Regions from separate parts of the Homo sapiens genome. Here region 1 is linked to region 2. A link is an interaction called in ENCODE POLR2A ChIA-PET data of the cell type or tissue named here. Cell type or tissue: GM12878. All regions are shown on one strand. Each heading gives the region's core, and the rest is flanking DNA. Links, peaks and the distances in the headings are about the cores only. Region 1 overlaps VOPP1 (VOPP1 WW domain binding protein). Region 2 has its middle 91 kb from the start of LANCL2.

Region 1 (7,787 bases), core at 58-4,057, 100 kb after region 2:
TCCTAATTAGGATGCCTACCCTTCCCATCTTATGGAGGAAGGTGAGCACTGCCCATTAGCAAGCCCCTGAGAGCAGCCGCTGACCGTGCCATTGGGCCGACCAACAGGCCACCACAGTGGAAGGACTCTAATGCCTGGCTCAGCTGACCAGGGCCCAGATGTCGTGATTTTGAAGTCCAGCTCCTTTTCTGCCAGGAAGTGATAAAAGCATCAATTGTATCAAGTAACCTGTGATCTCAATTTGTCCAAGGCTCTCATTATGAGAGAAAGCCTTCTCCCTATCTGCGATTTAACTTCTCATGCAATTCAGAAAGTCAGAGATGAATCTCAGCTTCCACTGGGGTGACTAGCTATTAATAAAACCAATACATATTTTTCCTGAGTCATTCCACCAAGAACTCAAAGCATAAAACAGACCTACAACCTATGTTAATGACTCCATCCCAACCCAGGGCACATGCAGTGGAACCGGCAAGTTCTCATTCACTCCACTGCCCATGTCAGCCCCACAGAAGAACCTCAGAACGTGGCAATGGAGTATAAAAACCTTTACTGGCCAGGCGCAGTGTCTCATGCCTGTAATCCCAGCACCGCACGAGGCCGTGGCAGGCGATCACCTGAGGTCAGGAGTTCCAGACCAGCCTGGCCAACATGGTGAAACCCCATCTCCACTAAAAATACAAAAATTAGCTGGGGATGGTGGCGCACGCCTGTAGTCCCCGCTACTTGGGAGGCTGAGGCGGGAGAATCACTTGAACCTGGGAGGCAGAGGTTGTAGTGAGCCAAGATCATGCCACTGCACTCCGGCCTGGGGAAAAGAGTGAGGCTCTGTCTCAAACAACAAACGAAAACAAAAAAAACCTTTACAACAGTGATTTCACTAAAATATCCATTTTAAGCAACATTTTTTTTCAACCTTGTGGCAAGCAAAGTAATGCCACCTCCTGCCCACAAAGATGTCATCGTCCTAATCCACAGAACTGGGAATGTCACCTTAGGTGGCAAAAGGGGCTTTGCAGACGTGATTAAGTTAAGGATCTTACAATGAGGAGATTATGCTGGGTAATTCAGGTGGGCCCAATGTAATCTCAAGGGTCTTTACAGTGACAGAGAGAGAGAAGCATGAGAGAAATTAGAAGACACAGAATCGCTGGCTTTGAAGGGGAGGAAGGGACCACCAGCCAAGAAACACAGGCAGTCCCTAGATGCTGGGACAGGCCAGGAAATGAATCCTCCCTGGAGCCTCCAGAAGAAACATGGTCCTGCTGACATTCTTGAATTGAGCCCACTGAGAGCCATTTAGGACTTCTGACCTCCAGAGAGGGAAGATAATAAATCTGGATCGGTTTAAGCCACCAAGTTTGTAGTCACTTGTTATAGCAACAACAGGTAATGAACACAGAGGTCACAGCAAGTTCTTCTCTAGTAGGCCAGTAGCCTCACTCTCCCTTCTCTGCACCTGTCCCATACCCTCACCTCACTCCCATGTCAACCTCTACTTTTTTACCAAATGCCTTGTTCATTTTCCAATCCATCAACCATCTTCTAATTTTACACACTCAAGAAATGACCCTAACATAGCCATCATAACAATAATTCCCCAAAATCCTCTCACTCATGATGCACTGCCATCCCGCGTCAATCCCCAGTCTGGCAGCCACCCTTCTACCTCCCTGCTTCCATGCTGCTTAGGGGGCCAGTCAGGGCAGCTGGCTGTATCCAAGACTGCCCGAAATGCTCACTCTGCACCCCGACCATGGATGCTCTGAGATGCACATGCACAGCTTCCCAGGACCCTCACCACAACCGCTGTGCGACCTTCACCATGACCTGGAGGCCCAGGTCCTTCCCAGCTTATCTCTGTGGCTTACTTCAACGCAAAGTTCCTGACATCCCACCCAGGTCACCAACCTTTCCCCACTGAACTTCAACTCTATGTGCACCTTCCCTCTTGATGACCTCCTTCCTCATCTCCTTCCTCACATCCCCACTCCCCTTCCAAAGCCTAACCTCTACACCCAAGCTCCCAAGCCCATCCCCCTCACTGTGCCAAACCCTTCTGGAACAAACAGGTCCTCTAGGAGCTTAAGGTCTAAAGAATTTACAGACCAGGCCGGGCACGGTGACTCATACCTGTAGTCCCAGCTCTCTGGGAGGCCAAGGCGGGCAGATCACAAGGTTAGGAGTTCAAGACCAGCCTAGCCAATATGGTGAAACCCCGTCTCTACTAAAAATACAAAAATTAAGTGGGCGTGCTGGTGGGCACCTTATGTCCAGCTACTCAGGAGGCCAAGGCAGGAGAGGGGGAGGCGGAGGTTGCAGTGAGCCAAGATCATGCCACTGCACTCCAGCCTGGGTGACAGAGCAAAACTCTGTCTGGAAAAAAAAAAAAAAAAAAAGAAGAAGAATTCACAGACTGCTCCCCTCTTCCAAAAAAAAAAAAAAACAAACAAGCAATTACAGTATCTGAGCTCAGAGCACGTGGGAGTAGCTTGCCTAGGGAGTAGCTTGCCCAAGTCGGGGACTTAACTCATACCCAAGTGGACAATGAGAGTAGCCTTCCATGACACCACCTGAGGGTCTTCAAGTATGGTGGGAGTTGAAACGGCAGTCAAAGGAATGGGAAAACAGGAAGTGAAAGTATGGTGCCTTCAGGACCCACAGTAGTCGGTTCAGTCTGCTGTACTGGATGAAGACTTCTGATCCTCATCTATGCATCAGAAGCAATGTGCATCTGTTAAAAAATAAAGATGACTAGGCTCCAGGTGCAGGTAATTGTTCGAAACTCCCTACCTCATTCTAATGTACAGCCAACGCTGAGAATGGCAAGGAGGTCTCTGTAGATACTGAAAGCTTTCCAAGGGCGCTCCTCCATACTGCTAAAGGACTCGAATTCCAAACCTTCAACCTCCATGGGTCTGCTTTCCTAAAGCTGACTGCCTGAGACACAGGCCCTGGTCCGGATGCTGGTCAAGTGACAGTGCTAATTCCCCGTTTACAGTCACCCTTCTCTCCCTTTACAAAGAAAGGCACACCTCCCTCCCATTTCTAGTCTTACTGGGATGTGCTGGTCCAGAACTAAAAAACTCTCTCAAGTACCAATCTAAGGCCACTGAAAATACTGGTAGTGACACTGTTAAAGAGAAATTGTTCTGACACTTGTCAAAAATGGTAAGGCTTTATTCAAGACTATTGCAATAGGGGTCAATCTATCACAACAGCAAGACAGACTGACCTCAACTCCAAATACAACCAAAATCAGTGTGAATTCACAGCCAAGGAGCAGAGTGAGGGGGTCAACGGATACAAAATTGCTAAGAGGAGAGGCATGATGGGTAGAAGTAAGGAGGAATTCTTGCTGAAGACAGCCTAAGGTGATCAGATATTAAGCGTGAGGGGATGACTTGGCAGGACTCTTGCTGAAACTGAGCTCCACTGAGGACAGACACAGAGGGCAAGGTGGAGGCCTAGTGAGAAGAGGGCTCAGAGGATCCCAACCAAAGTTTGGTCAAGGGGAGAGTTTTTGTCAACGCACGCCTTGCATCTCAACTGGTTTCAAATTCTTTGCTTTCAATTAAATTGAAAGATGACCTAATTGTAGATTACTATGCGGTCTGGGCACATCACTCGGAAGTTCAACATGAAACTTTTTCCATTTCCATCAGTTATACATGCCCTAACTTGAAATATCCTCGTCCATCTCACTCAGAAATTTATTTCCAGTAAATTTTACTGTTTATGTTTAATAATATTCAATTGGTAATACATGTATAGTGTCAATCAAATGTGCAATAAAAATGATAAATCAATTAGTCTTTTTAAATTTTTTGGAGGTATATCTGAGGAAATGTTTTAAAAATTAATTTCGATACAGATTTTGTTACAAAAAACGACAGATCAAAACTAGACTTTCAAGCATAAATATATATTATTAGAAGAAAATTCTATAAAGTAGAAATTCAAAAAAGGAATGCTATATTTGCAACCATTAGAGAAGATTATTTGCGTTTTTTAAAAAAATCAGTATCAAATTGCTAATGGTATTTAGATTCCACTGAATACATTAAAAGAGTGATATTATAGTTGAATTTTTAACAATGTTTACAATACATGAGAAATCAAATCTATTGTAACCATTTAAAATCTATGATAAACAAGATCACACAGGTTGAGTATCCTTTACCTGAGATGCTTGGGACCAGAAGTGTTTTTGGATTTTGCATCTCTTTGGATTTTGGAACATTTGCATATACACAGTGAAGTATCTTGGGGATGGGACCCAAGTCTAAAGATGAAATTCATTTATGTTCATATATATCTTACACATATAGCCTGAAGGTAATTTTATACAATATTTTTAATAATTGTGTGCACAAAACAATGTTTTGGCTGTGATCTGTCACACAAGGTCAGGTGTGAAATTTTCCACCTGTAACATCACACTGGCACTCAAAAAGTTTCAGATTTTGCAACACTTAGGATTTTTGATTTTCAGATTAGGGTTGCTTAACCTGTATGTTCCACTTAAAATTATGTGAGAGGGTATATAGCTTTTGAAAATTCCCTAAAAGAGTATAAGAGCCAAAATTTTGACAACCTTTGAGCTAGAGAAAGCTGCTCAATTTGGGAGGAAAGAAATGAGAAGGAAAGAAAGGAGAATTCCTGAAGAAATTCTAAGGAGGAAAAACAGTGTTTGGAATTTATCTTGAGGGCAGCAGAGAAGAACAGAGGTTGCAGAGATTTAATCTAAGGGAACCCCACGTTGTTTTACACAGCTGCCCTTAGGCTATAGGAACCTGGCTTCACAGCTTCACTCACCGCAGGCCTGGCTGCTTTTCTCTCCAACTAAAGGGAAGGAGGGGGAACTAGGAACTAGGAGCTTCTTCAATAATAATCTCATCAACACACTCTTTCTCTCTGTCTCTGTCTCTCTCTCTCTCTCTCTCTCTCGCTCGCTTGCTCTCTCTCACTCTCCTCTTCTCCCCACTCCCCATAAGGGTTTAGGATCTGTCCCCACCCTCTCCATAATGCCATGTTTTGGCCCTTGATGACACTCAGATCACAAAACACCAAGAGAATGAGGCCAACTAAAGAGCTAAAGAGTTTCACTCATCTTTCCTCTCAGTATTAAAAGTCAAGCTGTCACCTGAGTAGCTGCTCAACCATCCTAGCAAAAGAGATGGCTATGGACCCTTTTTTTGTCTTACCTAGGGCAGAAATTAAGAGCCAACTATGATCACAATCACAATCTTGCTTTCCCTTGCTATGGACGCTTATGACAAAGTTTCTTCTTAATCTAGTCACAGATAATAACAAGCAAGCCCACTTTTTAATCGACAGGATAAGGAAACCCTCCCTCCTGTCCGCAGGTGTGCAGCCACCTGGGCACAGGAAACTTGCTTGGGAATGACTGACAATATAAATACTCTGTTAATCCACCCTGGGCCACAAGTTCCAGACCAAGTAGGGAATCTTCCAAAGGGCCTCCAGCAACACTGAGGGATTTCTCTTTACAGGTGTATGTCAGTGGGAGCTTAGGTTTACTCAAAGACTCCCAGGCAACTCCGAAGGAGTTGAGATTCTGTAATACATGGTCATGGCACCATCCAAATGTGACTCCTAACGACCACCAGATATGCCCTATGCTTGAAGCAAGCAATTGATCGATTTCAAACCTAATTTACCGGATAATATCTCTTTGTTCTGGTCTGAGGACATTGTTCTCTTGTTGACAGTTTTGAAGTATATAGCTGTACTTCCTGAAATTTTATATATATATGTATTAGTCACTGCCTCCCTGTCTTCATTGACCATTTGATTCTTTAACCCTGACAAGGGAAGGTCACTGTTTGCCAATTATCGAATCCGATGGCCTTCTGCAAGGCCTCTTCTCTACTGTTCTACGGTATCTGAATGCAGATCACCTTCGCGTTTAGACACCCTCCTCCCGCATTCTAGACTCTCATTTGTTGGATCTCTTTTCACCAAGGACAGATCATCAAACACTTCAAAACCAGCATTTAAAATTAAACTCTGACTTTTTAAAATTAAGGATATCCTTACTCTCCAAGTCAAAATCTCAGTCATCCAACTCCACCCAGAATCTCTGTAATTGACTCTGCTCTATTCAACATGTTTGTTAATCAGTTGGATAAAACCAACAGGAGTATAATCAAATCGGTCCATGGTACAAAACAATATGGGACACTGGATTTTAAAAAATAGTGTTCAGACATATGTTGATAGGCTTAAGTAGATGAGATGAATGATTAATGTGAAATTGGAAACAATGTAAAGTCCTCAATTTAGGTTTTTAAAAAATAATAAACAGCTCTACAACTATTGTGAGGTGTGGTGGATTAGCAGCAGCACATGTTAAAAAGATTTCGGTCTCACTGCAAACTCAGGGTGAATCTCCTGGCTGCAGGGGTGGAGGTGGGAGGACGCACTAGTATAAACTAGTATAATTTTATCTGCTTAATGACAAGGGCCAAAGGTTTTGATGCTGCCAGTCAGACCACACCCACAGAACAGAGCTTCCTATTGTTCAATAAGTGCCAGTGGGGAGGACCTGGAGGGGAACCAAAGGTTTCAGCACAAACCACAAGAAACACTGGATTCACCCCAGCCCACTTAACACTGGCAGATCCAAAACCAATCTCCGATCCCAAGATCACAGGAGAGTGCAACCCAAATACCACACACAGACAGCAAACAGGCCCTGCAGACCTCACAAAGGTGCAGCAGCTCATGAAGCCAATGAAAGTGACAAAAGATCTAGCAGTCAAGCCATTTAATATGAACCAAAAGGTGGCCAAAGGAGAATGATATGAATAAAAAGGACAAAGAGAAGCTGGAGGTGGGGGTGGTGGGAGTTTCCAGACCAGCGCAACTAATTCTGGGGAAAAAACTTTCACTATGATCATGCCACTGAAGTCCAACATCAAGTGAAGACTGTCTTATGTGCATTATAGAATTTTGTCAGGAAAATTACACTGTCCCCCCAAAATGGACTCATCATTCTAAAATGAGTACTCAGAGCCTGACCAATATGGTGAAACCCCGTCTCTACTAAAGAAAAAAAAATACAAAAATTAGCTGGGCTGTGGTAGCGTGTACCTGTAATCCCAGCTACTCAGGAGGCTGAGGCAGGAGAATCACTTGAACCCAAAAGGAAGAGGTTGCAGTGAGCCGAGATCATGCCACTGCACTCCAGCCTAGGCGACAGAGGGAGACCATATCTCTAAATAAATAAATAGATTTAAAATAAAATAAAATGAGTACTCAGGATGAAATTAACTTTTATGTTTACAATTTGATATTTGTTTTTCCAAAATAAAGTCCCAACCGAACTTTTTTTCCACTTTGACTAGGAAATGTTGATCCCTGATTCACATGGATTAATGGCTAAGTGGCCTTTTTCTAGGACCAATTATTTTCAGATATTGAGGACATCCTCATCACCATCCAGTCCAAAATTTTCAAACTGCAGCTATGAGGATGGTGAGATGATTTAAAACCATGTTTTGAAACAACAGAAGGTGAGGCCTGGAAAAGAACACACACACAAAATGGGACCACACAGCTGTGTTAGAAGACTGAGGGCCTGTCATTGTGATATTTCTGAAAAGCCCATGAGTGCAGACCTAGGACCAGGCTGAAAATACTGTCATTTCCCCTCAATATTACAGAAAACTTTAACAACTGAAGTTGCCCCAAAAGTTGATACTTTGTCTTAAGGCACAGTGGGTTTCCATCACTAGAGGTGCTCTGCTGCCCTCCAGCCC
Region 2 (17,796 bases), core at 9,303-13,302:
CATATGTATCTCTAGTGCAATATTTCATATAAATTTTGTAAATACAGATTTAATGCTATGTTTCATATTTTCTCCCTAATCCTCTCTTCTCTGTGACAGCTTAATCCTGCCAGCCTTGGTTTTGCCAACCATGGACCCTTTCAAGAAGGTGGTTTGTGTAGGTGGTGAAGAACTCTTGTAATAAAAGAACAGAAAATGGGGCTGATTTTTCTCCCTTCAAATTGGCAATTATATATGAACTAAATCATTATAATTACAACTCATTGTAATTATGGCAAATCACTGTCATTCATTAAAAAACCATTATTCATTATCATTCACTCAAAATCATTATAATCATTATAATGATTTTCCACATATAATTCCCAATAATAAACAGTGTTGGCAAAGGCTGGCAGAATTCATAATAATTCTTCTGAAGGTAATATTTGTCAAAAGCCCTAAAATATGTACATATACTTGGACCCAGCAACTTAAATCCAGTATTTTACTCTGAGGAAATAAATGTGGATGTACGTAAAACATAGTGACAAGCATGCTCAGCAAAGCATTATTTATAATAGAGAAAAATTAGCAAGAATGCAAGCAAGAAAACAGATTGGAGAAATGTATCAATATCATAAAGTTCAAAATGAAACAAAACACATGGTAAAATTATAAAAGCAAAGAAATTATAAACACAAAATATGGGATAATAATGGGAGTGCAATGAGAAAGATTCATAGGGACCTCATTTCTATTTCTGAAGTGGGATGGGCGTACAGTGTGTTCATGTTATTGTATTTGGTCTGCATCATCCACAATTATGCCAAGAAACTGTGGGGCACCACAATAAAGGTTGATTTTTCGCTCGAGCCCCGGTCCTGGCAGTTGGCAGGAGATCTCAGCTCCACGCAGTCAGCCAGGGACTCAGGCTCCGTCATCTTGCATAGCCTGGAATCCTCCGCGGGATCCTCCACACCCAGGCTCCAGAAAGGGAAGGGAGAGACCTTGGGGCCTGGCAGCGCTGCAGGACCAGGTCTGGGGGACTCAGGTCTCCCGCATCCTATTCCAGTGCCCAGCGCGGCCCCAGCTCGCTGCCAGGGCGCTGGCAACGGTGGGCCCGGACGAGGGGGAGGCGGCGCCCCTGGCGAGGAGCAGCATTGCCACCGCAGCCACGCGCAGGACATGCCCACCCTCTTCAATGACATATTTTATTTAAAAGTGAAAAACAAAATGGGAAGAGGGGGTTAAATAAACTGGAACAGTTTAATCGCACTGAGATGCGATGTAATCCTTAGCAGGGAAGAGGGGACCGTTGAAATACCATGAAAAATATTGGAGTAAAACAGAGACTCCCGTGTGGGTCCCGGGCTGTTGGCTAGGGTGGCAGGCCGCGTGCATTTCCTCTCTCTGCGCCTCTCTCTGCTATGAGCACGAACTATTTTCATAATTAGATAAAAAATAAAGGCATGGGTTTGGTTTCGAATAAAGACCTTGAAGTGCTTGGCAGGTGTCCGCTCCCGGAGCGCCGCGGGTCCCCTGCTCCTGTCGGCGCCCGTGCCTCAGGCGGTCCCGATCCCGCGGCACAGGGGACGGCCGGGGAGGGCCCGCGCTTCTCCCGGATGGACCGGGACGCCGGCCTTCCGGGCCCAGGAGGCCTCCCATCCCAGTCTCCCGCGGCGCCACTGCGGCCCTGCCTCGTCCGAACCCCTCTCCAGGGACGCGCAGGTCAGGGACACCCGTCCACCTGCGTCTGCCATCGCTTCGGGGCCTGCCGGTGCCCGGTCCTCGTTCAGCTGCAGCGCCAGGCCCAGGCCTGCACTACGCCGGGGTGGGGGGCCGGTCTCGGAGAAGGGCGCGGCCAGCGGGCGCAGGACAGATGGGGAGACGACGCCCCAGCCTTCCCTCCCCAGGCGCAGGGGAACCCTGAAGGCAGCTGAAGGTTGGACGAAAAGCTGCCCCTCCCTGTGACTGGCTGGGGTCACCTGGAAGGAGCCAGCTGAGCTCCGACCAGGTTCCTGCAGAGGCGTTCTGGCCACCGAGCCTGTCCTGGGAGAGGAGAGCAGCGAGCAGCCTGGCCTCCCGAGGGGACAGGAGCCCTCCACCCCCGCACTGTGCCCTCTACCGCCCCTGCCTCGGTAGGTCCTGCCACCCTCCTGCGGCCCCTGCAGCCCCTCAACACGCCTACTTCTGGGCATCAGGGATGTCACTGGTGCCAGAGGTCCCAGAGACCTTTAAGTACAAACCTGTCACCCTTGAGGGGAGAAACAAACATGTCACCCTTGAGGCGTAGCACCCAGGTGGTCAGCAGACCTTTGGAAATGCGGTTGGATGAGAAGCCAGGATTTCTGCCCTCTGTCCGCATCTTACATTTCTGTGCACCCACACTGACAAGGATGGTAATAAAGAAAAAGACGAGCAACGATTGCATTTCACCTACTTCCATTTGCTGAGAACATCTCACTCCTTCCAGGGACCCCTGAGCTTCCCCTTGGGAGTTGGAGTCACCGACTTGTGGCTGGGGGCACATTTCGGGCAGGAGACCTCAGGCTGGTCCTAGTGTTACCTCCCCGACCTGGGGGTGTTCTTGAGGTCCCACCAGTCCTCCGCCTCTTCTCTTGGGTGTCCCCAGCAGCACCTGGATGCCATTTCAGGGCTGACCACCCAGCACTGGAACTTGTGTAACCACCCAGAACCCAGGAGCTGGGCATTTCCCTATGCACTCTGGTTCTGCACTGTCCAGTAAATCACTCACCAGCGCTACCAGCTCTTATAGCCCTTGAAATGTGGCCACTCCAAGTGGAAGTGTGCATTGAGTATGTGTTATACAAACTGGATTTTGAATATGGAAAAAAGTAACATTTCTCACTCACATACTTTTATATCATTACATGTTGAAATAATACTTTGATATATTAGGCTGAATATCATTAAAATAATTTTTTTGATTAATCTTTGTAATGAAAATTTAAAGCAATGCACTGGTTCACATCATACCTTTAGTGGACAGCACTGGTAAAGAATATACATCTAAAAGCTTTTCCCCACGTAAGCTTTAAAGTAAGATGCAAAATTCCTTTCTTCTACAAAAACATGAAGGATTGTCATTGGTAAGGGCTGCGCCCAGGCAGTTTTCACAGGTACACACTTGTTATCAATCTTCTGTTCCCATGTGCACTGAATACTAGGTCTGTGGCAAATGATATCAGCACTGTTTGTGATTTCTGGAGTCCAGGGAGAAAGACAAAGAGAGTGCTCTCCAACATTCCTGTCACTGTTGAAAACAGACCAAGCCACGTTGCTCCTCCTTCATTATACTCTTGAGACCTGCACAAGAACATACATCTTTTTTTGTAAAAGTGAAGCCTGGATCTTCAGGGCTGGCATCAGAGGGAGATCTCCTAGGGAGGAGATTCAACAGGACTCAAATCTAATTCCCTTCACCTTCTTCTTGCGGGTAGGGGGTGTCTTGACAATCATCCTTGCACCCACCACACCATTTATAGGAGGGCACTGGGCCCCTTCCACACAGGCACAGGAGTGGAACGAGATCCTTTCTGGACACTTCCGCACAGCCCATCTGAGACAGGAACATTACAATAAAAAGTTATGGGGTAGGGGGCAAAAGAAACGCCTGAAGTACAGGAATACCTGGGAAATGTTGCAGGTTCAGTTCCAGAACACCATAATTAAGTGAACATTGCAATAAAGTTTGAGTCATACAAATTTTTGGTTGCCCACTACATATAGAAGTTGTTTACATTATACTGTAGTCTATGAAGTGCACAACAGCATTATGTCTAAAAGCCACAATGTACATAGCTTCATTAAAAAATACTTTATTGTGGCCGGATGTAGTGGCTCACGCCTGTAATCCCAGCACTTTGGGAGGCAGAGGCGGGCGGATCACAAGGTCAGGAGTTTGAGACCAGCCTGGCCAATATGGTGAAACCCCCGTCTCTACTAAAAATACAAAAATCAGCTGGGCGTGCTGGCGGGTGCCTGTAGTCCCAGCTATTCAGGAGGCTGAGGTAGGAGAATCACTTGAACCCAGGAGGCAGAGATTGCAGTGAGCCAAGATCGTGCCGCTGCACTCCAGCCTGGGCGACAGAGCGAGACTCTGTCTAAAAACAAACAAAAAAGCTTTATTGCTAAAAATGCTAACGGTTATCTGGGCTTTCAGTGGGTCATAATCTTTTTGCTGGTGGAGGGTGTTTTCCCAGTGTTGACGGCTGCTAACTGATCAGGGTGGTAGTTGCTAAAGGTTGGACTGGCTGTGGCAATTTCTTAAAATAAGACAACAATGAAGTCTGCCGCATTGATTGACTTTATTTCAGGAAAGATTTCTCTGTAGCATGCGACGCTGTTTGACAGAATTTTACCAATAGTAGGACTTCTTTCAAAATTGGAGTTAAACCTCTCAAACCCTGCCACTACTTTACCAACTAAGTTTATGATATATTCTGAATCCTGTGTTGTAATTTCAACAATATTCACAGCATCTTTAGTAGGAGTAGATTCCATTTCAAGAAACCACCTTCTTCACTCATCCATAGGAAGAAATACCTCATCCATTAAAGTTTTACCATGAGATTGTAGCAATTCAGTCACAACTTCAGGTTCCACTTCGAATTATATTTCTCTTGCTATTTCCACCACATCCACAGTTATTTCCTCCACTGATGTCTTGAACCCCTCCATGAAGGGGTTCAAGTCATCCATAAGGTTGGAATCAACTTCTCCCAAGCTCCTGTTAATGTTGGTATTTTGACTGCCTCCCATGAATCACAAATGTTCTTAACAGCATCTAGAATAGTAAATCCTTTCCAGAAGGTTTTCAATTTACTTTGCCCAGATCCATGAGAGGAATCACTATCTATGACAGCTATAGCCTTACAAAATGTATGTCATAAACAATAAGACTTGAAAGTCAAAATGACTCCTTGATCCATGGGCTGCAGAATGAATGTGTGTTAGCAGGCATGAAAACAACAATAATCTTCTATGTCTCCATCAGAGCTCTTGGGTGATTAGGTCTTTTGTCAATAAGCAATAATATTTTAAAAGGAATCGTTTTTGCTGAGAAGCAGTGCGCTTAAAACACTAAGCTAACCATGCTGTAAAAAGATGTGTTGTCATCCAAGCTTTGTTGTTCCATTTATAGGATAAAGGCAGAGTAGATTTTGCATAATTCTTAAGGGCCCTAGGATTTTTAGAATGATAAACGAGCACTGGCTTCAACTTAGCTCACCAACTATATTAGCCCCTAACTAGAGGGTTAGTCTGTCCTTTGAAGCTTTAAAGACAAGCGCTGACTTTTCCTCTCAAGCTACAAAGTCCTAGATGGCATCTTCTTCCAGTAGAAGGCTGTTTTGTCTACATGTAAACTCTGTTGTCGAGTGTAGCCACCCTCCTCAGTGGTCTTAGCTAGATCTTCTGCATTACTTGCTGCAGCTTCTACATCAGCACTTTCTGCTGCACCCTGTACTTCCAAGCTATGGAGATGACTTCTTTTCTTAAACCACATAAACCAACCTCTGCTAGCTTCAAACTTTTTTTCTGCAGTTTCCTCACCTCTTTCAGCCTCCATAGAATTGAAGACTATATCAGCATTGTGTGTCACTGGAATAGCGCTTTTAATTTCCTTCAAGAACTTTTCCTTTGCATTCACAAGTTGGCTACCCGGTGCAAGAGGCCTAGCTTTCAGCCTGTTTCAGCTTTTGACATGCCTTCCTTACTAGACTTAATCATTTCTAGCTTTTGATTTAAAATGAGTGACATACAACTCTTCCTTTCACTTGAACACTTATAGGCCATTGTAGGGTTACTAACTAGCCTAATTTCATTATTGTTTGTTGTGTGTCAGGGAAGAGAGTGGGAAAGAGATGAGGGAATGGAGGGTAAGGCAGTCAGAATACACGTTTATTGATTAAGTACACCATCTTGTATAGGCAGAGTTATTGGCACCCTATAGTACAACACTAACATCAAATATCACTGATCACAGATCACCATAACAGTTATTTATTAATGAAAAAGTTTGAAATATTATGTGAATTACCAAATGAGACATAGAGATAAAAAGTGAGCACATGCTGTTGGAAAAAAATGGCACTGATAGACTTCCTTGATACAGGGTTGTCACAAACTTTCAATTTGTAAAAAACTCAATACCTACAAAGAGCAATAAAGCGAAGTACAATAAAGTGTGCCTGTAATATGAATGTACAAAATATAGTAGTTTTTGAGATCTTTTTTGGTTATTTTATTATTCATTTTAACTTATTATAAAATATTTTGAACATAAGAAGTAGAGAAAATAGTATACCAAATCCTCATTTATTCATCACCCACATCCAGTCCTTATTTTTAAAATTTTGTTAATAGACATATAACAATTATATGCATTTATGGGGTATATGTCATATTTTGAGACAATTATGCAAGGTGTAATGATCAAACCAGGGTATTTAGGATAGCTCTCACCTCAGTCATTTATCTTTTTCTTGTGCTAGGAACATTAAAAATTTTCTCTTCTAAATGGATAAATTTCTGGACACATACACCCTCCCAAGACTAAACCAGAAAGAGGTCAAATCCCTGAATAGACCTATAACAAGTTCTGAAACTGAGGCAGCAATTAATAGCCTACCAACCAATGAAAGTCCAGGACCAGAGAGATTCACAGCCGAATTCTACCAGAGGTACAAAGAGGAGCTGGGAACATTCCTTCTGAAACTATTCCAAACAATAGAAAAAGAGGGAATCCTCCCTAACTCATTTTATGAAGCCAGCATCATCCTGATACCAAAACCTGGCAGAGACACAACAAAAAAAGAAAATTTCAGGCCAATATCCCTGATGAACATCAATGCAAAAATTCTTAATAAAATACTGGCAAACCAAATCCAGCAGCACATCAAAAAGCTTATGTACCATGATCAAGTTGGCTTCATCCCTGGGATGCAACGCTGGTTCAACATACACAAATCAATAAACATAATACATTACATAAAGAGAACCAATGACAAAAACCACATGATTATCTCAATAGATGCAGAAAAGGTCTTCGACAAAATTCAATAGCCCTTCATGATAAAAACTCTCAATAAACTAGGTATTGATGGAACATATCTCAAAATAATAAGAGCTATTTATGACAAACCCACAGCCAATATCATACTGAATGGGCAAAAGCTGGAAGCATTTCCCTTGAAAACCAGCACAAGACAAGGATGCCCTCTCTCATCACTCCTATTCAACACAGTATTGGAAGTTCTGGCCAAGGCAATCAGGCAAGAGAAAGAAATAAAGAAATAAAGCGTATTCAATTAGGAAAAGAGGAAGTCAAATTGTCTCTGTTTGCAGACAGCATGATTGTATATTTAGAAAACCCCATTGTCTCAGCCCACAATCTCCTTAAGCTGATAAGCAACTTCAGCAAAGTCTCAGGATACAAAATCAACACGCAAAAATCACAAGCATTCCTACACACCAATACAGACAAACAGAGAGCCATATCATGAGTGAACTCCCATTCACAATTGCTACAAAGAAAATAAAATACCTAGGAATACAACTTACAAGGGAAGTGAAGGATCTCTTCAAGGAGAACTACAAACCACTGCTCAAGGAAATAAGAGAGGACACAAATGGAAAAACATTCCATGCTCATGGATAGGAAGAATAAATATTGTGAAAATCCATACTGCCCAAAGTAATTTATAGATTCAATGCAGTCCCTATCAAGCTACCATTGACTTTCTTCACAGAATTGGAAAAAAACTACTTTCAATTTCATATGGAACCAAAAAAGAGCCCACATAGCCAAGACAATTCTAAGCAAAAAGAACAAAGGTAGAGGCATCATGCTACCTGACTTCAAACTATACTACAAGGCTACAGTAACAAAAACAGCATGGTACTGGTACCAAAACAGATATATAGACAAATGGAACAGAACAGAGACCTCAGAAATAACACCACACATCTACAACCATCTGATCTTTCACAAATCTGACAAAAATAAGCAATGGGGAAAGGATTCCCTATTTAATAAATGGTGTTGAGAAAACTGGCTAGCCATATGCAGAAAGCTGAAACTGGGTCCTTTCCTTACACCTTATACAAAAATTAACTCAAGATGGATTAAATACTTAAACGTAAGACCTAAAACCATAAAAACCCTAGAAGAAAACCTAGGCAATACCATTCAGGACATAGGCATGGGCAAAGACTTCATGACTCAAACTCCAAAAGCAATGGCAACAAAAGCCAAAATAGACAAATGGGATCTAATTAAACTAAAGAGCTTCTGCACAGCAAAAGAAACTATCATCAGAGTGAACAGGCAACCTACAGAACGGGAGAAAATTTTTACAATCTATCCATCTGACAAAGGGCTAATATCCAGAATCTACAAAGAACTTAAACAAATTTATAAGAAAAAAACAACCCCATCAAAAAGTGGGCAAAGGATATGAACAGACACTTCTCAAAAGAAGACATTTATGCAGCCAACAAACATGAAAAAAAGCTCATCATCACTGGTCATTAGAGAAATGCAAATCAAAACCACATTGAGAAACCAACTCGTGCCAGTTAGAATGGTGATCATTAAAAAGTCAGGAAACAACAGATGCTTGAGAGGATGTGGAGAAATAGGAATGCTTTTACACTGTTGGTGGAAGTGTAAATTAGTTCAGCCATTGTGGAAGACAGTGTGGTGATTCCGCAAGGATCTAGAACTAGAAATACCATTTGACCCAGCAATCCCATTACTGGGTATATATCCAAAGGATTATAAATCATTCTACTATAAAGACTCATGCACACCTATGTTTATTGCAGCACTGTTCACAATGGCAAAGACTTGGAATCAACCCAAATGCCCATCAATGGTAGACTGGATAAAGAAAATGTGGCACATATACACCATGTAATACTATGCAGCCATAAAAAAAGGATGAGTTCATGTCCTTTGCAGGCACTTGGATGAAGCTGGAAACCATCATTCTCAGCAAACTAACACAAGAACAGAAAACCGAACACCGCATGTTCTCACTCATAAGTGGGAGTTGAACAATGAAAACACATGGACACAGGGAGGGGAACATCACACACCAGGGCCTGTCGGGGGATGGGGGTCTAGGGGAGGGATGGCATTAGGAGAAACACCTAATGTAGATGATGGGTTGATGGGTGCAGCAAACCACCATGGCACCTGTATACCTATGTGACAAACCTGCACGTTCTGCACATGTACCCCAGAACTTAAAGTATAATAATATTCTCTTCTAGCTATTATAAAATATATTATTAACTATAGTCACCCTACTGTGCTGTTGAACAATATAAATTATTCCTTCTTTCGAGCTGTAACTTTGTACCCATCAACCAACCTCTCTTCGTGACACCGTGTCGCCCCAACCCCTGCAACTTCCCAGCCTCTGGTAATTATCAATCTTCCTTCTACTCGCATGAGATCACCTTTTTTAGCTCCCATATATTGCTGACAACATGTGATATTTGTTTTCCTGGCTTATTTCACTTAACATAATGACCTCGAGTTCCAATCCATGTTGCTGCAAATGATGGAATTTCATTTTTTAATGTTGCTGCAAATGACGGAATTTCATTTTTTTAATAGCGAAACAGTATTCCATTGTGTAAGTATGTCTCATTTTCTTTCTTCATTCATTCATTGATAGACACTTAGATGATTCCGTATGTTGGCTATTGTGAATAGTGCTTCAGTAAACATGGAGGTCAAGTGTCCCTGTGATACACCGATTTCCTGTCTTTTGGGTAAATACCCAGTAGTGGGGATTTAGTAGTCTGATTTAGTGGTCAGTTTTTTTGAGAAACCTCTATACTGTTTTCCATAATGACTGTAGTGATTTATATATCCACCAACAGTGTGTAAGAGTTCCCTTTTCTCCATATTGTTGCCAGCATTTTTTTTTTGGTCTTTTTAATAATAGTCATTCTAAGTGGGGTAAGGTGATATCTCATTGTGGTTTTGATATGCATTTCCCTGATGGCTAGTGATGTTAAACATTTTTTCATATACTTGGCCATTTGTATGTCTTCTTTTGAGAAATGTCTCTTCATGTCCTTTGCCTACTTTTTAAAAGGGATTTTTTTTTTGCTGTTGAATTCCTTGTATATTCTCAATATTAGTCCCTTGTTGGATAAATAGTTTGCACATATTTTCCTGTTCTACAGATTGTCTCTTCACTCTGTTGACTGTTTCCTTTGTTTTGCAGAATCTTTTTAGCTTAATATAGTCCCATTTGTCTATTTTTGTTTTTGAGATCTTAGCCACAAAATTTTTGCCTTGACCTATGTCCTGAAACATTTCCCCTGTGGTTTCTTCCAGTAGTTTCATAATTTCAGGTCTTATATTTATGTCTTTAATCATTTTAATTTTTGTGTATGGTGAGACATTAGGGGTCTAGTTTCATTATTTTGCAGATGAATATTCAGTTTTCTCAGTACCCTTTATCGAAGAGGGTATCCCTTCCCTGATACACATTCTTGGCACCTTTGGTGAAAATCAGTTGGTGGTAAATATATGTATTTATTTCTGGGTTTTCTATTCTGTTCCATTGGTCTGTGTGTCTGTTTATATCAATACTATGCTCTTTGGGTTACCATAGCCCTGTAATGTTTTGAAGTTAAGTAGTGTGATGCTTCCAGCTTTTTCTTTTTTGCTCAGGGTTGCTTTGGCTATTCTGATTCTTTTTTGATTTCATATGAACTTTGGTATTTTTGTTTTCAATTTCTGTGACAAATGACAATAGTATTTTGATAGAGATTGCTTTGAATCAAGTTTACTTTGGGTAAACATTTTAATGATATTAATTCTTCTGATTCATGCACATGGAATGTCTTTCCATTTGTTTATTTCTTTCATTAGTGTTTTGTAGTTTCCCTTGTAGAGACCTTTCACCTTTTTGGTTAGATCCGAGGTATTTTATCTTTTAATTATTGTAAATGGGATTGTCTTCCTGATTTCTTTTTCAGCTTTTTCATCATTGATGCATCAAAATACTACTAATATTATATTCTGATATTTTACTGAATTTATCAGTTGTAAGGGTTTTTCTTGGTAAAGTCTTTAGGTTGTCTATATATAAGATCATGCTATCTACAGAAAGAGACAATTTGACTTACTCTTTTCCAATTTAGATGCTTTTTATTTATTTCTCTTGCCTGATTGCTCTGGCTAGAACTTCTAGTGCTATGTTGAATAAGAGTGGTGAATGTGGGCATCCTGCTCTGGTTCCAGTTTTTAGAAGAAGGTCTTTCAGCTTTTCCCCATTTAGTATGATGTCAGCTGTGAATCTGTCATATATGGCCTTTATTATGTTGAGGTATGTTCCTTGTATGTCTAATTTGTTGAGAGTTTTTTTTTATCATGAAGGGATACTGAATTTATCAAACAATTTTCTGCATCTATTGAGATAATCATAAAGTTTTTTCCTTCATTCCACTGATGTCATCACATTTATTGATTTGCATGTGTTAAACCATCCTTGCATCTTTGGGTAAATCACACTTGACCATAGTATATTATCTTTTTGGTGTACTGTTGAATTCAGCTTGCTAGCATTTTGTTGATGATTTTTATGCCTGTGTTCATCAGGGATATTGGCCTGTAGCTTTCTTTTTCGTTGTGTCCTTCTCTGGTTTTGGTGTCAGGGTTGTGCTGGCCTTGTAGAATGAGTTAGGAAAAATTCCCTCCTCTTCAATTGTTTTTAAACAGTTTGTGAAGAATTGGTGTTAGTTTTTCTCTATAGGTTTGGTAGGGTTCAGCAATAAAGTCATCCACTACTGGGCTTCTCTTTGTTGGGAGACTTATTACTGATTCAATCTCATTACCAGTTATTGGTCTGTTCAGGTTTTCTATTTCTTCCAGGTTCAATCTTGGAAGGTTGTATGTGTCCAGGAATTTACCCATTTCCTCTAGGTTTTCCATTTTGTTGGCTATAGTTGTTCATAGTAATCTCTGATGATCCTTTGTGTTTCTGTGGTATCAGTTATAATATCTTCTTTCTCATTTCTGATTTTATTTGACTCTTCTTCCTTTTTTCATGGTTAGTCTAGCTAGGAGGTTTATCAATTTTGTGTATCTTTTTTTTAAAACACGCACTTTTTGTCTCTTGATCCTTTGTATTGTTTTTTAGTCTCTATTTTGTTTTTGTTCTGATATTTACTATACTTTTCCTTCTACTAATTTTGGGTTTGGTTTGTCATTGGTTTTCTAGTTCCTTGAGGTGTATCACTAGGCTGTTTATTTAAAATATTTCTGCTTTTGTGATATAGGCATTTAGTGCTATATACTTCCCTTTTAGCACTGCTTTTCTGTATCCCATAGGTGTGGGTATGTTGCATTTCTATTTTCATATTAAATATTTAAAAACATATTTTTAAAAATTTCCTCTCAATTTCTTCATCGACCCAGTGGTCATTCAGGAGCATATTGTTTAATTTCCATGTATTTGTACAGTTTCCAAAGCTCCTGTTATTTCTACTTTTATTCCATTGTAGTTTAAAAAGATGCTTGATTTGATCTTAATTTTAAAATGTGTTGAGATTTATTTTGTGGCCTAACATATGGCCTATCCTGGAGAATGTTCCATGTGCTGATGAGAAGAATGTGTATTCTGCAGCTTTTGGATAAAATAAAATGTTTTGTAAATGTTAAGTCAAATTTGATCTAAAGTCCAGCTTATTTATTTTCTGTTCTTACTAAAATCCAGTTAAAATCCAATGTTTCTATGTTGATTCTTCCGTCTAGGTGATCTGTTAAAAATGCTGAGAGCAGATTGTTGAAGTCCCCAACTATTATTGTATTGAAGTCTATCTCTCCCTATAGATGTAATATTTGCCTTATACAGCTGGGTGCTCGAGTGTGGGGTACATGTATATCAAGCATTGTTATAGGTTGGTGCAAAAGTAATTGCAGTTCTTGCTTTTAATGTCAAAAACTACAATTACTTTTGTACCAATCTAATATATCCCCTTGCTGAATTGATCCATTTGTCATATATAATGACCTTTTTATCTTTTTATAGTTTTTGACTTAAAGTCTGTTTTATCAGATATAACTATAGCTATTCCTGCTCACTTTTGGTTTCCATTTGTGTGAAATGTGTGGAATATCTTTTTCCATCCTTCACTTTCAGTCTGTATGTGTCTTTACAAGTGAAGTGAGTTTCTTGATGGCACCATATAGTTGGGTTATTTTTAAAAATGCATTCAGTGGCACCAACCCAAATGCCCATCAATCAACGAGTGGATAAAGAAACTGTGTTTTATATATACATATATTATATATGTGTGTTTTATATATATTATATATATGATGGAATACTACTCAGCCATAAAAAGGAATGAACTAATGGCATTTGCAGTGATCTGGATGAGATTGGAGACTTACTATTCTAAGTGAAGTAACTCAGGAATGGAAAACCAAACACCATATGTTCTCACTCGTAAGTGGGAGCTAAGCTATGAGGATGAAAGGCATAAGAATGACACAATGGACTTTGGGGACTCACGGGGAAAGGGTGGGAAGGGGGTGAGGGATAAAAGACTACAAATAGGGTGCAGTGTATTCTGCTTGGGTGATGGGTGCATCAAAATCTCACAAATCACCAATAAAGAACTTAATAATGTAACCAAACATCACCTGTTCACCAATAACCTACAGAAATTTAAAAAAAAATGGATTCAGCTAGTCCATTGTTTTTTTTCTTGAGACGGAGTCTCACTCCGTAGCCCAGGCTGGAGTGCAGTGGCACAATCTCAGCTCACTGCCACCTCTGCCTCCTGGGTCCTGGTTCAAGCAATTCTCCTGCCTTAGCCTCCCGAGTAGCTGGGATTACAGGCATGTGCCACCATGCCCAGCTCATTTTTGTATTTTTAGTAGAGACACGGTTTCACCATGTTGGCCAGGCTGGTCTTGAACTCCTGACCTCGTGATCCACCCACCTCAGCCTCCCAAAGTGCTGGGATTACAGACGTGAGCCACTGCGCCCGGCCCAGCTAGTCTATATCTTTCAAGTGGGAAATGTAATCAGTTCCCATTCAAGGTTATTACTGATAGGTGAGGACTTATTCTTGCCATTTTGTTAATTGTTTTCTACTTGTTTTGTGCATCCTTTGTTCATTTCTTCCTCTCTTATTGGTTATCATTGTGGTTTGGTGGTTTTCTGTAGTGGTAACATTTGATTCCTTTCTTTTTCTCATTTGTATCTGCTCCACCAGTGAGTTTCATGTTTTCATGATGCAAATATCAGCCTTTTGCTTTCAGATGTAGAACATGTTAAGCATTTCTCGTAGGGCTGGTATAGTGGTGATGAATGCCCTCAGTTTTTGCTTGGCTGGGAAAGACTTTATTACTCTTTAATTTTTGAAGGACAACTTTGCCGAGTATAGTGTTCTTGCGTGACAGTTTTCTTTTTCCTTTAGCACTTTTAATGTATTATCACATTCTCTCCTGGCCTGTAAGGTTTCTGCTGAGGAATCTATTAGTCTGATGGGAGTTCCCTTATATGTGATTTGACACTTTTCTCTTATTGATTTTAGAATTCTTTTTTTGTCTGGCTTTCAACAGTTATAAGCTGAAATGTTCCTCAAGTGATAATATACCTTGGGGAAGACTTTTTCGGGTTCAATCTATTTGGGTATCTTTAAGCTTCCTGTATCTGGATGTCTAGATCTCTTCCAAGATGTAGGAAGTTTTCAGCTATTATTTCATTAAATAGGTTCTCTATGCCTTTGCCCATCTCTTTTTCTTCTATAACACCCAATATTCAAATTTCATTTGTGTTGTCTCATAGGCTCTCTCTTTTGTTCTTTGTTCTTCTTTTCTTCTTCTTTTTTTGGGGGGTTGGACTGGGTTATTTCAAAAGACCTGTCTTCAAATTCAGAAATTCTTTCTTCTGCTTGGTCTAGTCTATTGTTGAAACTCTTGATTATATTTTTTTTTTTTTTTTTTGAGACGGAGTCTCGCTCTGTTGCCCAGGCTGGAGTGCAGTGGCGGGATCTCGGCTCACTGCAAGCTCCGCCTCCCGGGTTCACGCCATTCTCCTGCCTCAGCCTCCCAAGTAGCTGGGACTACAGGCGCCCGCCACTACGCCCAGCTAATTTTTTTGTATTTTTAGTAGAGACGGGGTTTCACCGTTTTAGCCGGGATGGTCTCGATCTCCTGACCTCGTGATCCGCCCGCCTCGGCCTCCCAATATATTTTTAACTTCATTCATTGAACCCTTCAGTCCCAGTATTTCTGTTTGGTTCTTTCTTTATGATATCTATCTCTGTTGAATTTCTTACTCAGATCATAAGTTGTTTTTCTGATTTCTCTGTATTATTATTTATTTCTAGTTTTATTCCATTGTAGTCTGAAAAGGTACTTGATATTATCTTAATTTTAAAATTTGTTGAGATTTATTTTGTGGCCAAACATATGGCCTATCCTGGAGAATGTTTCATGTGCTGACAAGAAAATGTATTCTGCAGTTTTTGTTCTATGTTCTCTTGTATCGCACTGAACTTGTTTAATAACATTATTTAAAATTCTTTTTTGGGCATTTCATGTATTGCTTTTTCATTCAAACCTGTTCCTAGAGAATTACTGTGTTCCTTCAGAGGCATTCTGTTTCCTTGCTTTTTCATGTTTCTTATATCCTTACACTCATATTTGTGCATCTGGTGTAACTGTCTCTTCTTTCAATTTTATGGATTGGCTTTCATAGGAAAAGACTTTTCCTGATAGATGTATCTATTGTATTGGTTGGGTAGGATGCTTTGGCTTTTATTTTGGGTGGGGGCAGTAGTTTAGTTTCCATATTTCTTCAGCTATAATCAGTGTCAGTGGTATCTGTGAGTTCCTCAGTGGATTGGCTGTGGTTGTTTGGGGAGGCTGTGGCGAGGCTTTGCTGGGGATGGGGATGCCAGGTGGGGCAGTCTTTGGGCCCCAGTGGTGGTAGTTGTGGGTCAAGCCTGCTGATCTTCCTCTCCCACCCCCGCTCCCCAGCAGTGTGCATGACCTGCTCAGTGGGTGGGGTGGATTGATCCCCAGGACCCTGGATATTGCATGTGGTCACTGATAGGGGATGTGTCAGCCAGGGCGGGCCTGCCCTCAGGCCCCACAATAGTGCACATAGATGCAGGCTACAGCAGGCAGGGCTGGTCAATCCCCAGATGCCTGGACAACATGTGCAAACTCCGGCAGACTGGGCAGGTCTCTTCTCAGACCAGCAGAGGCATGTGCAGATGCTAATGGCAGCAGGTGGAGTGGATTGATCACCAGGCCCCAATGTACATGGCAACTGGCAGGGATGACACTGGGCAGTATAGACCTATCCTCAGCTCTCTCAAGGGTACACACAGGCACAGGCTGTGGTGGGTTGAACAGGTTGATCCCCAGGCCCTCAGATGGTATGTCTGGGTACCAGCAGCAGTGGCAGAGTAGGGGGCAGGCCTGTCATCAGAACCCACGATGGTGTGTGCAGGCACTAGAAGTGGAAGGTGGGATAGGCTGATCCCATGGTCACCTTAACAACATGCATTAGTGTGGGCAGAGGTGGTGGGCAGGTGGCCTACCTGATGGTGCATGCACTTGCCAGCTGTGGTGGGCAGGGCAGGTTGATCCTCAGGTCCCCTTTATGGCATGCTTGGGTGCCGGTGGTGGTGATAGGTGCAGCAGACCTGTTTTCAGTTTCCAGGATGGTGCCTGGCAAACCAGTTTCCAGGTCCCTTGAAGGTATCTGCAGGTGCACAGTGGCCCTGCTGCTGGAAGTTGGGGGATGGGGTTGCTGTCAATGGCGTGGCCCAACCCAGGCAGCTCTCAGGCTTTGGGGAGCATGAATTCCAGTTCCCTTTGTTCTGGTGACTGCCTCCCCAGTGCACAGTACCACTGATTCCCTGCAGCATAGAATACTGTATGAGTCAGAGTCCTGGGAATCTGGCTATACTGCTGGGTCCAGCCAGTGTTGTGATGCTGCAGCCTTCTGGATAGATGTCAGTCAGGGGATGTCAGAGGGATGTGGAGATACAGAGGCTGTTGAGTCCCGGGGAAGGATGTAGTCTGGTGGAGGCTGGCCTCTCAAAATAATGCCATGCTGCAGGTGTCTTGATCTTGGGGTGTGTGGGGGACCCAGAGTGAAGTTCTTCTCTGGACTAATGGCATTGGAGGACTTGAGGATGCTCCTTAGACTAGTCTCAGGGCCCACAAGGGCTGAGGGGCTCTCCTGTGGCTAGGACTGTAAGAGTCAGTGTGGCAATGTAGACTGCTGAAGATCTCTTGCTTACCTTCTCTCTGCACTGGGGGGTTTCTCCTGGCTCCGAGCTGATTGCAGCTGGACCAGCTGCTTTGCTTCCCTCTCCTTCCAAGCCTCAGATGTTCCCTGTCACTTCTCTGATGAATTCCATTGTTCTCTTAGAAGCTCCACTTGTTATGTGATTGTTCAGTTTTGGTCCTTCTTTGTGCAGAAGTGCCAGGTGTCGCTAGTCAGCTATCTTGAAACCCTTCTCTCTGGATGTACAAAATACTGTTTACACTTCGAGGTTTGTTCTGGGATGCTCGCAGATCTCATCCCATATAAGTAGTGAGGGAAAAAAGAGGTGGTTGCCTAAGGTTTCTCCTTCTATCTCTGATTGGCTCAACATCCACTGGGCAACACACATCAACCTTTCAAGACAAGAACGGTAGGTGATGTGTGGAGTGGTGATGGTGTATGTGAAAACCCTTGGCTTCCTTTACATGATCGTAGTCTGAAAGATGGAGACTACATGGAGAAT

What was found. Peaks named below come from ENCODE experiments on the same cell type or tissue, not always from the same donor. Only the 100,000 strongest peaks of a DNase experiment are listed, where the experiment ranks them.
Region 1: POLR2A ChIA-PET joins it to region 2 with 6 read pairs; 10 of 35 experiments call an interaction of 5 or more read pairs at or near these places.

Annotation. Positions count from the first base shown.
Region 1 is chr7:55,559,318-55,567,104 of GRCh38, forward strand. All of the region lies in intron 1 of VOPP1 (VOPP1 WW domain binding protein), which reads right to left. Among named protein-coding and RNA genes, the nearest start is that of VOPP1, 9.3 kb to the right of the region's middle. RefSeq lists enhancers at 2,465-2,514, 2,595-2,654, 2,685-2,734. In GM12878, for the core only: no CTCF peak of the experiment used is centred there; no DNase peak of the experiment used is centred there; H3K4me3 peaks cover 1,446 bases; H3K27ac peaks cover 3,199 bases.
Region 2 is chr7:55,447,682-55,465,477 of GRCh38, forward strand. It overlaps a transcript of VOPP1 not described here. Among named protein-coding and RNA genes, the nearest start is that of LANCL2, 91 kb to the left of the region's middle. In GM12878, for the core only: no CTCF peak of the experiment used is centred there; no DNase peak of the experiment used is centred there.